2 separate regions of the Homo sapiens genome follow, and region 1 is linked to region 2. A link is an interaction called in ENCODE POLR2A ChIA-PET data of the cell type or tissue named here. Cell type or tissue: K562. All regions are shown on one strand. Each heading gives the region's core, and the rest is flanking DNA. Links, peaks and the distances in the headings are about the cores only. Region 1 has its middle 75 kb from the start of NKAIN1. Region 2 overlaps MATN1-AS1 (MATN1 antisense RNA 1).

Evidence for each region. ChIA-PET counts read pairs that join two places held together with the same protein. Peaks named below come from ENCODE experiments on the same cell type or tissue, not always from the same donor. Only the 100,000 strongest peaks of a DNase experiment are listed, where the experiment ranks them.
Region 1: POLR2A ChIA-PET joins it to region 2 with 7 read pairs; 3 of 35 experiments call an interaction of 5 or more read pairs at or near these places.

The regions. Positions count from the first base shown.
Region 1 is chr1:31,162,359-31,167,729 of GRCh38, forward strand. No RefSeq gene overlaps it. Among named protein-coding and RNA genes, the nearest start is that of NKAIN1, 75 kb to the right of the region's middle. RefSeq lists enhancers at 1,454-1,953, 4,520-5,019. In K562, for the core only: a CTCF peak has its summit at 510 (motif pointing right); a DNase peak (open chromatin) is centred at 533.
Region 2 is chr1:30,725,378-30,730,748 of GRCh38, forward strand. It overlaps MATN1-AS1 (MATN1 antisense RNA 1), which reads left to right. Exons shown (of 4, transcript NR_034182.1): 3 at 358-674; 4 at 866-1,369. Among named protein-coding and RNA genes, the nearest start is that of MATN1, 4.5 kb to the left of the region's middle. RefSeq lists enhancers at 4,836-4,965, 5,116-5,225. In K562, for the core only: no CTCF peak of the experiment used is centred there; a DNase peak (open chromatin) is centred at 2,634.

The DNA.
Region 1 (5,371 bases), core at 50-5,049, 440 kb after region 2:
AGCTGGGCATAATGGCGGGCGCCTGTAATCCCAGCTACTTGAGAGGCTGAGGCAGGAGAATCGCTTGAACCCGGGAGGCGGAGGTTGCAGTGAGCTGAGATTGCACCACTGCATTCCAGCCCAGCTGATAGCGTGAAATTCCTTCTAAAAAAAAAAAAGTCTGGGCACGGTGGCTCACACCTGTAATCCCAGCACTTTGGGAGGCCGAGGTGGGCAGATCACCTGAGGGCAGGAGTTCGAGGCCAGCCTGGCCAACATGGTGAAACCCTGTCTCTACTAACAACACAAAAATTAGCTGGGTGTGGTGGCAGGCGCCTATAATCCCAGCTACTCAGGAGGCTGAGGCAGAAGAACCTCTTGAACCTGGGAGGCGGAGGTTGCAGTGAGCCGAGATTGCGCCACTGCATTCCAGCCTGGGCAACAAGAGCGAAACTCCGTTTTGGAAAACAAAACAAAACAAAAGTCTAGGGGCAGCGGAGATATAGCGCCAGCCAGCAGGTGTCGCTGTGACACCCATTCTCTTTGGTGTTCTGATGGAAAGAGCAGAGTGAGATATTTGAGTCGGATTAAGATTGTGTAGACAGGGAAGAGATAGCGATGGTAAACACGGGCCATACCTCTGCTGGAGATAGTAGGGAGGTTGAACAATATCACTTAGGAAAAATGCCCAGCCAGATGCTCAACAAACGGGTTATTTTCTAGGAAATTTACCACCTGTGTCATTTTTCTTTTGTGTGTGTGTGTGTGTGTGTGTGTGTGTGTGTGTGTGTGTGTGTGTCATTTTTCTTTTCTCACTGAGACAGGATCTCACTTAGTTGCCCAGGCCGGAATGCAGTGGCACGATCACAGCTCACCGCAGCCTCGACTTTCCCGGGCTCAGGTGATCCTCCCACCTTAGGCTCCCCAAAAGCTGAAATTACGGGCAGGCGCTAATTTTTGTATTTTTGTAGAGATAGGTTTTTGCAATGTTGCCTAGGCAAGTCTCAAGTTCCTGGGCTCAAGTGATCTCCTGCCTCAGCCTCCCAAAATGCTGAGATTAAAACCGTGCCTGGCCTTATTTTTCTTAATTTCTCTGTGCCTCCGTTTCCTCATCTATAAAATAGGATGCTGTGAAGATTCAGAGAGTTAATGTCCATCTGGCATGTTGTAAGGACTTGGTAAGGGTTTAATGTTGATTATTTTCCTCCTGTCAGCAACAATCTGCCTTGCTGGGCTCCCAGAGTTTTATTCCCCCCACCTGTGTAGACCTCTTGTCACACCAAGGACTCTCTCTGGACACAAGGGCAGGATACTGAGGGGGACAGAGATGCATTCAGGGTGTGTTCGCTCTGGAGGGTGAGAGGGTTTGAAAGTCAGTGTCGACCGGGCGTGGCGGCTACACCTGTAATCCCAGAACTTTGGGAAGCCTAGGCGAGTGGATTGCCTGAGGTCAGGAGTTTGAGACCAGCTTGGCCAACATGGTGAAACCCCGTCTCTACTAAAAATGCAACAGTTAGCCGGGTGTGGTGGCATGCGCCTGTCGTCCCAGCTGCTTGGGAGGATGAGGCAGGAGAATTGCTTGAACTTGGGAGATGGAGGTTGCAGTGAGCTGAGATGGCGCCACTGCACTCCAGCCTGGGCAACAAAGCAAGACTACGTCTCAAAAAAAAAAAAAAAAAAGCTGGTGTCCATCGGCAGGTGACGTCATTGCTCAAAACTCAGTTTTCCTGTCTGTGAAATGGATATCAGTGAAAGAGCCAGCGGCGAATGTGAAACTCCAGCCTAGTGTCTGGCACAGAGTGGGCATTCAAATAGCAGTAGCTGCAGGGCTTGTTGGCACTGGTGTTGGGGGCTTGGGACCCCTGCTGTCTCGTCACAGATCACCAACCAAGCTGTGGTTATTTTATTTTATTTTATTATTTTTTGAGACAGGGTCTCACCCCAGTTGCCCAGGCTGGAGTGCAGTGGCACCACCTCAGCTCACTTCAGCCTCAACCTCCCGGGCTTAGGTGATTCTCCCACCTCAGCCTCCTGAGTAGCTCCGACTACAGGGATGTGCCACCACACCCAGCTAATTTTTTGGTATTTTTTCAGAGAGACAGGGTTTCACCATGTTGCCCAGGCTGGTCTTGAATTCCTGGACTTAAGCAATCTGACCGCCTTAGCCTCCCAAAGTGCTGGGATTACAGGTGTGAGTCACCCCCACCCCTCCACCCCCAGCCCAAGCTGTGTTTTTTTTTTTTTTGAGAGAGAGTTTCGCTCATGTTGCCCAGGCTGGAGTGCAATGCCATGATCTTGGCTCACTGAAACCTCCACCTCTTGAGTTCAAGCGATTCTTGTGCCTCAGCCTCCCAAGTAGCTGGGATTATAGGTATCTGCCACCATGCCCAGCTAATTTTTGTATTTTTAGTAGAGACAGGGTTTCGCCATGTTGGAGAGGCTGGTCTTGAACTCCTGGCCTCAGGTGATCCACCCACCTCAGCCTCTCAAAGTGCTGGGATTACAGGCATGAGCCACTGTGCCCGGCCACTAAAGCTCTGATTCTTTTTTTTTTTTTTGAGACAGAGTCTCACTGTCTCCCAGGCTGGAGTGCAGTGGCATGATCTCAGCTCACTGCAACCTCCACCTCCCAGGTTCAAGCAATTCTCCTGCCTCAGCCTCTGGAGTAGCTGGGACTACAGGTGCCCCCCACCATGCCCAGCTAATTTTTTGTATTTTTAGTGGAGACAGGGTTTCACCGTGTTAGCCAGGATGGTCTCGATCTCCTGACCTCGTGATCTACCCACCTCAGCCTCCCAAAGTACTGGGATTACAAGCGTGAGCCACCACACCCAGCCAAAGCTGTGGTTCTTAATCTAATATTTGGTAACCTGTGATGGCAGACTGGGGTCCTCATGCCAGTGTGATGTTTCTGAAATCCAGAGAACCATCCCATAGTTAAATGGGAAGAGGTTGCTCAGGCCCACAGAAGAATCTCTGTTGGGGGCTATCATCAGCTCTCTAGGATGTCACATAGTGTGTCCTGCCCAGCAGAGCTGCTGGGACAGCTGTTGTTGGCAAATGGAAAACTAATTAACTCTTAACCAATACTCTGTTTTTAAAAATGGGACCTGGTTGTGGATGGTAGAAAGTGGGGAGCAGCTGAGCAAGGTGGCTCATGCGTGTAATCCCAGCACAACAAGGCCGAGATGGGAAGATTGCTTGAACCCAGGAGGTCGAGACCAGCCTGGGAAACCTGGTGAAACCCCATCTTTACAGAAAGAAAAAAATTAACTGGGTGTGGTGGTGCACACTTGTAGTTCCAGCTACTCGGGAGGCTGAGGTAGATCACTTGAGCCCAGGAGGTCGAGGCTGCAGTGAGCCATGATTGTGCCACTGCACTCCAACCTGGGCAAGAGAGCAAAATCCTATCTCAAAAAAAAAAAAAAGGTGGGAGTGGCCGGGTGCAGTGGTTCATGCCTGTAATCCCAGCACTTTGGGAGGCCGAGGCAGGTGGATCATCTAAAGTCAGGTGTTCAAGACTAGCCTGGCCAACACGGCGAAACCCTGTCTCTACTAAAAATACAAAAATTAGCTGGGCATGGTGGCAGACACCTGTAATCCCAGCTACTGGGGAGGCTGAGGCAGGAGAATATCTTGAACCCAGGAGGGGGAGGTTGCAGTGAGCCGAGATCGCACCACTGTACTCCAGCCTGAGTAACAGAGCGAGACTCCATCTCAGGAAAAAAAAAAAAAGGTGGGAATGCTGATCTAGTTTACATTCTCCACTTTAACTCAAACACCATTTTACAGGCAGAGACACTGAGGCCCTAGTTTGAAGCTCAAAGGTCACAGTCTAGTTTTTGTTAAGACCAGGGGTCAGGGGTTGTCATTGTCCTGTAGTAGAAAAGAACTAATGTTTATTGGGGACATACTATGTGTCAGGTGGCTTATAAACATTCTCCTTAATTATCACAGTAGCTCTGATATATTATGTCATTTTACAGATTTGAAAAATAAGGCTCAAGATCTAAAGGCTCACTTTTCCTTCATGGTAACTTTACTAACTGTCTTTCCTCTGCCTAGAACAGTGGTTCTCAAGTGTGAGTGTTGTCCTCCAGGGTCATTTGGCAATGTCTGGAGACATTTTTGGTTGTCACAACCAGGGGTGGGGGGTGCGTGTTGTGGCTAGAGCCTAGGGATGCTGTTAAACGTCCTCCAGTAACACAGGATGGCCTCTCACAACCAGGAACTACCCAGCTCCAAATGGCAGCACTGCTGAGCTTGTGAAACTCTGATCTAAAGTAATGCACGCCCTTCCCTCTGGGTCACACCAGGAAGCCTCTCCTGACTCCCCACCCAGGAGAGGTCGCTCCTCCCTGTAGCCCCTGCAGCCACCAGCCGTGCTGTTAACAGGGCTGGTTGTCCTGCCTCTAACCAGAGCTCTTTGGGCAGATGGTATTGAAGGTATATTCAGTAAATGCTTACTGGCTTAAAACACAGTTAGGGCTGGGCGCGGTGGCTCACGCCTGTAACCCCAGCACTTTGGGAGGCCGAGGCAGGCGGCTCACCTAAGGTTAGGAGTTTGAGACCAGCCTCGCCAGCATGGTGAAACCGTGTCTCTACTAAAAATACAAAAATCAGCTGGGCATAGTGGTAGGTGCCTGTAATCCCAGCTACTCGGGAGGCTGAGGCAGGAGAATAGCCTGAACCTGAGAGGTGGAGGTTGCAGTGAGCTGAGATCGCACCATTGCACTCCAGCCTAAGCAACTAGAGTGAAATTCCATCTCAAAAAACAAAAAAACAAACAAACAAACCAAAAAACACAGTTAGTGTCTTTCGTCTATTGACCTCTTGCTTCAGTTAGGCTGGTGGCTTTTCCAGGACTGGGATGTTTGTGAAAGACCCCACAGCCTCTGTGTCCTTGCCAGAGAGGTGGCAGGCTTTCTGTCACTTCAGTTGTGCAAATTGAGGCCACAGGGCCACTTACCAATGTAGATGTAGTACAGTGCAGAGGTTAAAAGCACAGGATTTTACGTCAGAAAGATCTTGATTTAGGTCCTAGCCCTACAACTTACTGTGTGACCTTGGACATGGTACTTGACCTCTCGGAGTCTCAGTTTCCTCAGTTATGAACTGCAGATAATAATAGTATCTACCTCTTTGGGTCATTGTGAGGATTAAATTGGACAGTCTAATCACAGTGCTTAGCACAGTGCTGGCAATTTCAGCATTCTGAAAATGCTGGCCATTACTATTATTAGGAGATGCCATGGGGTTTCCACTCAACGGTATCAGGTTCCTTCTAATTCTGAAATTCCCAAAACATGCTAGGCTCTATCACACCCCTGTGCTGTTTGACCTCTTTGAACAAGCTGTACTTTGGCTTAGAATGCTGTTCTCCCCACGCGTG
Region 2 (5,371 bases), core at 78-5,077:
TCTGACTTTTTCCCCTTATATTTCATGTGTGCCTAATTCACTGCCCTCCCCAATTCCAAAAACCACTTGAAGCTGCTGATTCCTTTTTCTGCTACAACTTTGAAGTCGAATTCTTCTCCAGAGATGCTGCAAGGTGTGATGATGGTGGTGCCTCTCCCTTCCCAAAATGGTGTAATTAAGGTGTTACCTGTCTCCCCAAGGACGTGAGCTCCCTCCGAGCAGGGGGCTTGCCCGTCTCAGTCACCACTGAATCCCTGGGACCCAGCATGGTGCCTGGCACAGGATCTCTGGTAAGCAAATGAAGGAATGAATGAAAACTAACTACGAACCTGTTCCATTTCCCTATAAACCACCCAGGGTCACACAAGGGCCATCCACGGTGACCAGCGGTGAGAAACGCAATGCTGTCCTCGTGCCATGCTGGAGGTGAACGAGGAGAACGTGAGCTGGGGTCTCCTCACCAACTGCTCCCCCCACCCCAACCCCCCTGACGGCCAGGGCTGTGTCCAGGGCTCAGGGCACAAGGCTCCGTTAGCTGGGCAGCAGCTGGCCCATGAAACAGCCCTTTCAGCTCCACCTCTGAATGGCAGTTCTATGGGCTCCTCGGAAGAACACAGGCGCCTTCTCTGTGTCACTTCTCCGCTCATTAGCAGAGCTGCAGAAATACACTACAGGTAACTTTTCAGGAACAGAGATGGGTCCCCCCCCGAACACCACCAGAAAAAAAAAAAAGGCAGCTTTGGCATTCTATAACAGGGGCAAGGCCTGGGGGCGGTGGTGGAGAGGAGATCTAAAAGTTCAGCATATACATTAAGGAAAGAAAATCAATATTTGTGTTTTTTAAATGTGAAACATTTTTCCCCAGGACTCAAAATTGAGAACAGTGTGTCCGGTATGAGCCAGAAGGAAAAAAAAATGCACGAAGGGGCCTTCTGCAAGGTTGCTCACAAGTCAAACAGGCAGCTGTGAAGGGCTCTGCTGTTCCCTCCTCCTGTTTTCACATCCCTCGGGCTTCCAGAAACTTAAAGCCGTTAGTGTTTCATGCAAGAGAGAGCATCTGTGATCCACGGAGAGGCCCCTGGGCAGTGTGGTTCAGTGGGAAGCACACAGGACTCCCTCCCCAGTGCTCCCAGGATCAGCTCTTTCCCTAAAGAGCAAACCTGGTTATCTCGCAATGACCTAGCTAACACAAATGCAACATCAGCCGGGGCAGCCTGCCCCCTTCACTCTTTGCCCACCATCAGCTGTTTGGCAGTATCCATATACGCCTTTACCAGTATTTATTTAATCTTTTTGTTTAATTCACTCTAAACCAACTCACTTCTTAAAAATTTCTCTGCCTTATAAGAAATAATAGCCATGAAATCACTGGTTTGATGTACGGTTTATTTATTTATTCCAATAAACACTCATTCAATATAAAATTCAAATAAATTCAAAACTAATTAAATTTAGCTTTTTCATCCACATATCACTGAAAATTTTCTTGTTTTCTGCCAGTGGCATGCACGACAGACTTTGAGGAATCCTGTGAAGTGAAACGGCTTTAGAATCAAAGAGAGCTGGGCTTGAGTCCCCCTCTGTCACAGGCCAGCCATGGTGACTTCCGGTAAATCCCTCCTTTTTCTGCCTGTTTCATGTCAGTAGCATTGGAATCCTAATGCTAATGCCACAGGAAGGTTGTAAGGAAGAAATGCAGTGAATGCTACATCAAGCGTATTGGGCTTTTTGTTTTAGTTTTTTCCTTTTTTTTTTTTTTTTTTTTTTTTTAGGATGGGGTCTCACTCTGTTACCCAGGCTGGAGCGCGGTGGCACAATCACAGCTCACTGCAGCCTCGACCTCCCGGTTTCAGGTGATCTTCCCACCTCAGCCTCCTGAGTAGCTGGGGCCATAGGTGTTCACCACCATGCCCAGTGAATTTTTTTTTTTTGTAGAGACAGGGTTTCACCGTGTTGCCCAGGTTAGTCTCGAACTCTTGAGCTCAAGTGATCTGCCCACATTGGCCTCCCAAATCGCTGAGATTACAGGCGTGAGCTACCGTGACAGGCCAATGCTTATTATTTTTACAACGCCTTCTTTTATCAGTCAGGCTAGGATAGGCTATGTTGCAATAGCAGACATGCCCCCCAAATCACAATGGCTTAATACAGGGTTTGCTTCTCTCTCCTAGCACCGTCCAGTGCCAGGTGGGTGCCCCCCACATAGGCCCTCTCCAAAGCTGCCTCCACCATTTCCAAGTCCTTGTCTCAGGCCATGTGGACAAGAGAGAGACAGCAAGCATCTCTCTTAACTGCCTCAGAGAAGGAGTACACATTACCTGACTCTACCTGGATGCCCAGGGCCAGGATATGGCATTTAGTTAGCAGTGACAGTCTCTGTCACCATTGCCGGGGGGAAAGCCTTTGTTAGCACTGGATCACCTCTAGATGGAAATTCAGACTTGGCTGGCATTTAAAGCTCTTCACTGTCAGCTTCCTTCCACCTTCCAGGCCATTGTCAGTCTTTCTCTTTCTCTCCCTCTCCTTCCCTCCCTCCCTCTCCCTCTCTTCTCTAGTCTTTCCCTTTCTCCCCCTCTCCTCCCCTCCCACCATCTCCCTCTCTTCTCTAGCACTGAATGAGTCACTCTCCTGTTTTCAGAGCCTCCCAGATAGACTCCAGCCCTCTCACTAGCTCCCTATCAGAGTTTGCACTCAATGCATGGTGACCCATTTTATTTGTAGGGAAATGTGAAACCCTGAAGCTCAGACTCTGAAGGAAACTCAAAGGTCATCTACACCTGGCCACCCATGCTACTCACCTGGTTGTTAAAAATACAAGGTCCACCCCTGCTACGTGCCTTCTCGGGGCCAGAGGGTCAGCCCTCACCCCAGGAGCGACTGCGAGAGCTTCCCACGGGGAATGGCCCCTGTAATCAATCACACTGGAAGAAGAAATGAGCATCTGGAGGAGCGGGCTCAGGTTTAGCACTGGGAACTCTAGCTGGCCCAGTTAATGCCCCAACCCATGGCCCTTCAGCCCACTGTGGGTTCAGCTCACCTACAGCTGCAGGCAGTTCCCAGGGACGCAAGCAGTGGGCCAGGCAGCCTGGGGATTTAACATCCCCAGGTATAACCCGCAACCTGCAGGGATCAGAAGACCCCAACGTCCCCATCCCCCATTGAACAGTTCTGAGACACGCTCCTCGCCGTTCCTCAGAAGGTCCCCAGCAGGAGTGAGCCGCGGTTGCCCACAGAGGTGACCAGCTTATTCATGCACATTGTATTGGCTTTTATCCTGTCCCCACCTCACTTCCCCTCACTGTATTTCCTGGGATCACCTCCCAAATAAGCTACCTGCACCCAAGTCCTTTTCTCAGGATACCCGGTCACATCTCCAGGCCTTGGCCCAGCTGTTTTCCAGCCTCGCATGTCCTCCCAGCACATAGAGCAGAGGAAGCAGCAGGCGAGTGTTCTGTTCGACTATCTGGGCCACTGAGATGGCAGCAAAATTGTTTCCCAGGTGGATGTTGTTTATTTATTTAGAACTGTGGCTCCCTCGTGCCAGCAGCTCTCTGCTATGCCCACTGACCATCGGCGTGCTCTTGGTGGCTAATTAGGGAGACTTCTTCCTGGGACCCGGGAGACAGACTGGAATGTGAGCACTGGTTCCCAGAGAGCCCATCCGGGAGGGCAGCGGGCAAGGCCTGTGGCTGCAGAGACACACAGTGGCTGCTGCTTATACCCTCCGCAGAGGCCCTGCTGCCACCCAAAGACCCAAGGAGAACCCGAGGGTGGGTCCTGCCCCTGACTTCCTTTAACCTGACTGCTTTTCTTGACACTTAAACGGTTTCATTGCAAATTGGAGACACTGCCAGAGTACCGGATTGGACATGAATCTCTGGTCTTCCCAAAAGTCAGGCAGAGATGTGGAGGGGCCCACAGTCACAGGGCAGATTCCTCACCTGCAAAGTGGCCATGCTCATCGCCCCATCCAGGAGCCTGCAGTGCAGCTGGGCTGCTCCTCCTGCCCAGGCCCCATTCGGGCCACAGACCCCATGATCTGAGGTGTCACATGTGGTTCATGACACCTCCCATGTGCTATCTTGGTCTCAGGCCCCACGCATGGTCAGCCAAACTGGAATCCAGGGTGAGGAGGCGTGTGCTTTCATCTGCCGGCCTGTCTGGGGAGGCCACGGAGCAGCAGCACATCCTTCTGATGGGTTAACACCTGGGTGATACCAGCCCAACCTGATATCCCACCCACATGTCCAAAGATAGCACTCACATCTCAACCTGCCTCCCTCCTCGCTCTCCTAAACTCCAGACCTAGAGACCCAGCTGCTTCCTGAGCACCTCCCATTATATGTCCCCCAAGGAAGCGCAAATCTAGCCCCACCAAAACGCGATGCATCCTTTGCCATCCCCCGTTTCGCATCCTCTGCTCAGAGCTGGGCACCACCATCCGAGGGTCCGCAACATCCAAAAGCTCCCTGCTGCCTCTGAGGCCTCCTGCTTCTGCCAGGGCCCTCCCAAGAGGGCTCAGAGCCTGGAATAGGAATTAAATGAGGGCCTTGTGAGGTAGAAATTCCCAGAGGAAGGGCGAGGTTACCCAGAAAGGTCTAGAGAGACAAGCTCAGGTCCATTTGGGTGGACTGAAGTCCAAGCCCAGGTCTGCCCCTTGGCCAATGCGTGACTGTGGGCAGAGGCAGCCCCTCCCTGAACCTCAGGAATGATCACCACCCAGCACCTGCTGCGTGAGGCCACTGGGAGCTTTGTGGAGCCAGCACACTGAAGGGCCCACTCAATTACGGGGACCCTTCCTGCTACCATCACAGCTCCCGAGAAACCTGAAGTTGCCCCGCTTAGCACCCCAGGTTTAATTTTACCAGCTCTTTTTTCCCTCCAAGAGACAACCACTCCAGGCTGCCCTCACCTGCCCAGGCCTGGAAGCAGCCCCCTCTGTCCTGGGGCCGGCTCCTTTCCAGGCATGAAGCTCAAACAGGCGCTGTCAGTGGGTCCAAACCATCGCAGCCCCGTCAAAGGACCCCTGTGTGAGCCTCAAACGGGGCATTGATAGGGCCTCAGTGAGGGCTGCCCAGGCGATCGTGGGCTCGCTTGGCTTGGCTAGCCATGCGGACTTCCCCAAACCCAGCTATTTCCTGTCCCTCGGGTGGCCCCCTCCCAGCTGCCTGGCCACAGGGCACAATCCCACTACACAGCTCAGCCTGTTCTTCGGCTCCAGGCCAGAGGTGGGAGTCGGGGAAGGCGGGAAGGACGGGAGAGTCGCGCCGGGAAGTTCAGGGCCTCCTGGTCCTTGTGACACACGCAGCCATGGCCCTTCAATCTCCTTGTGATAGGATGCAAGGCTGGGCCAATGTCTCTCCTCCCGTGA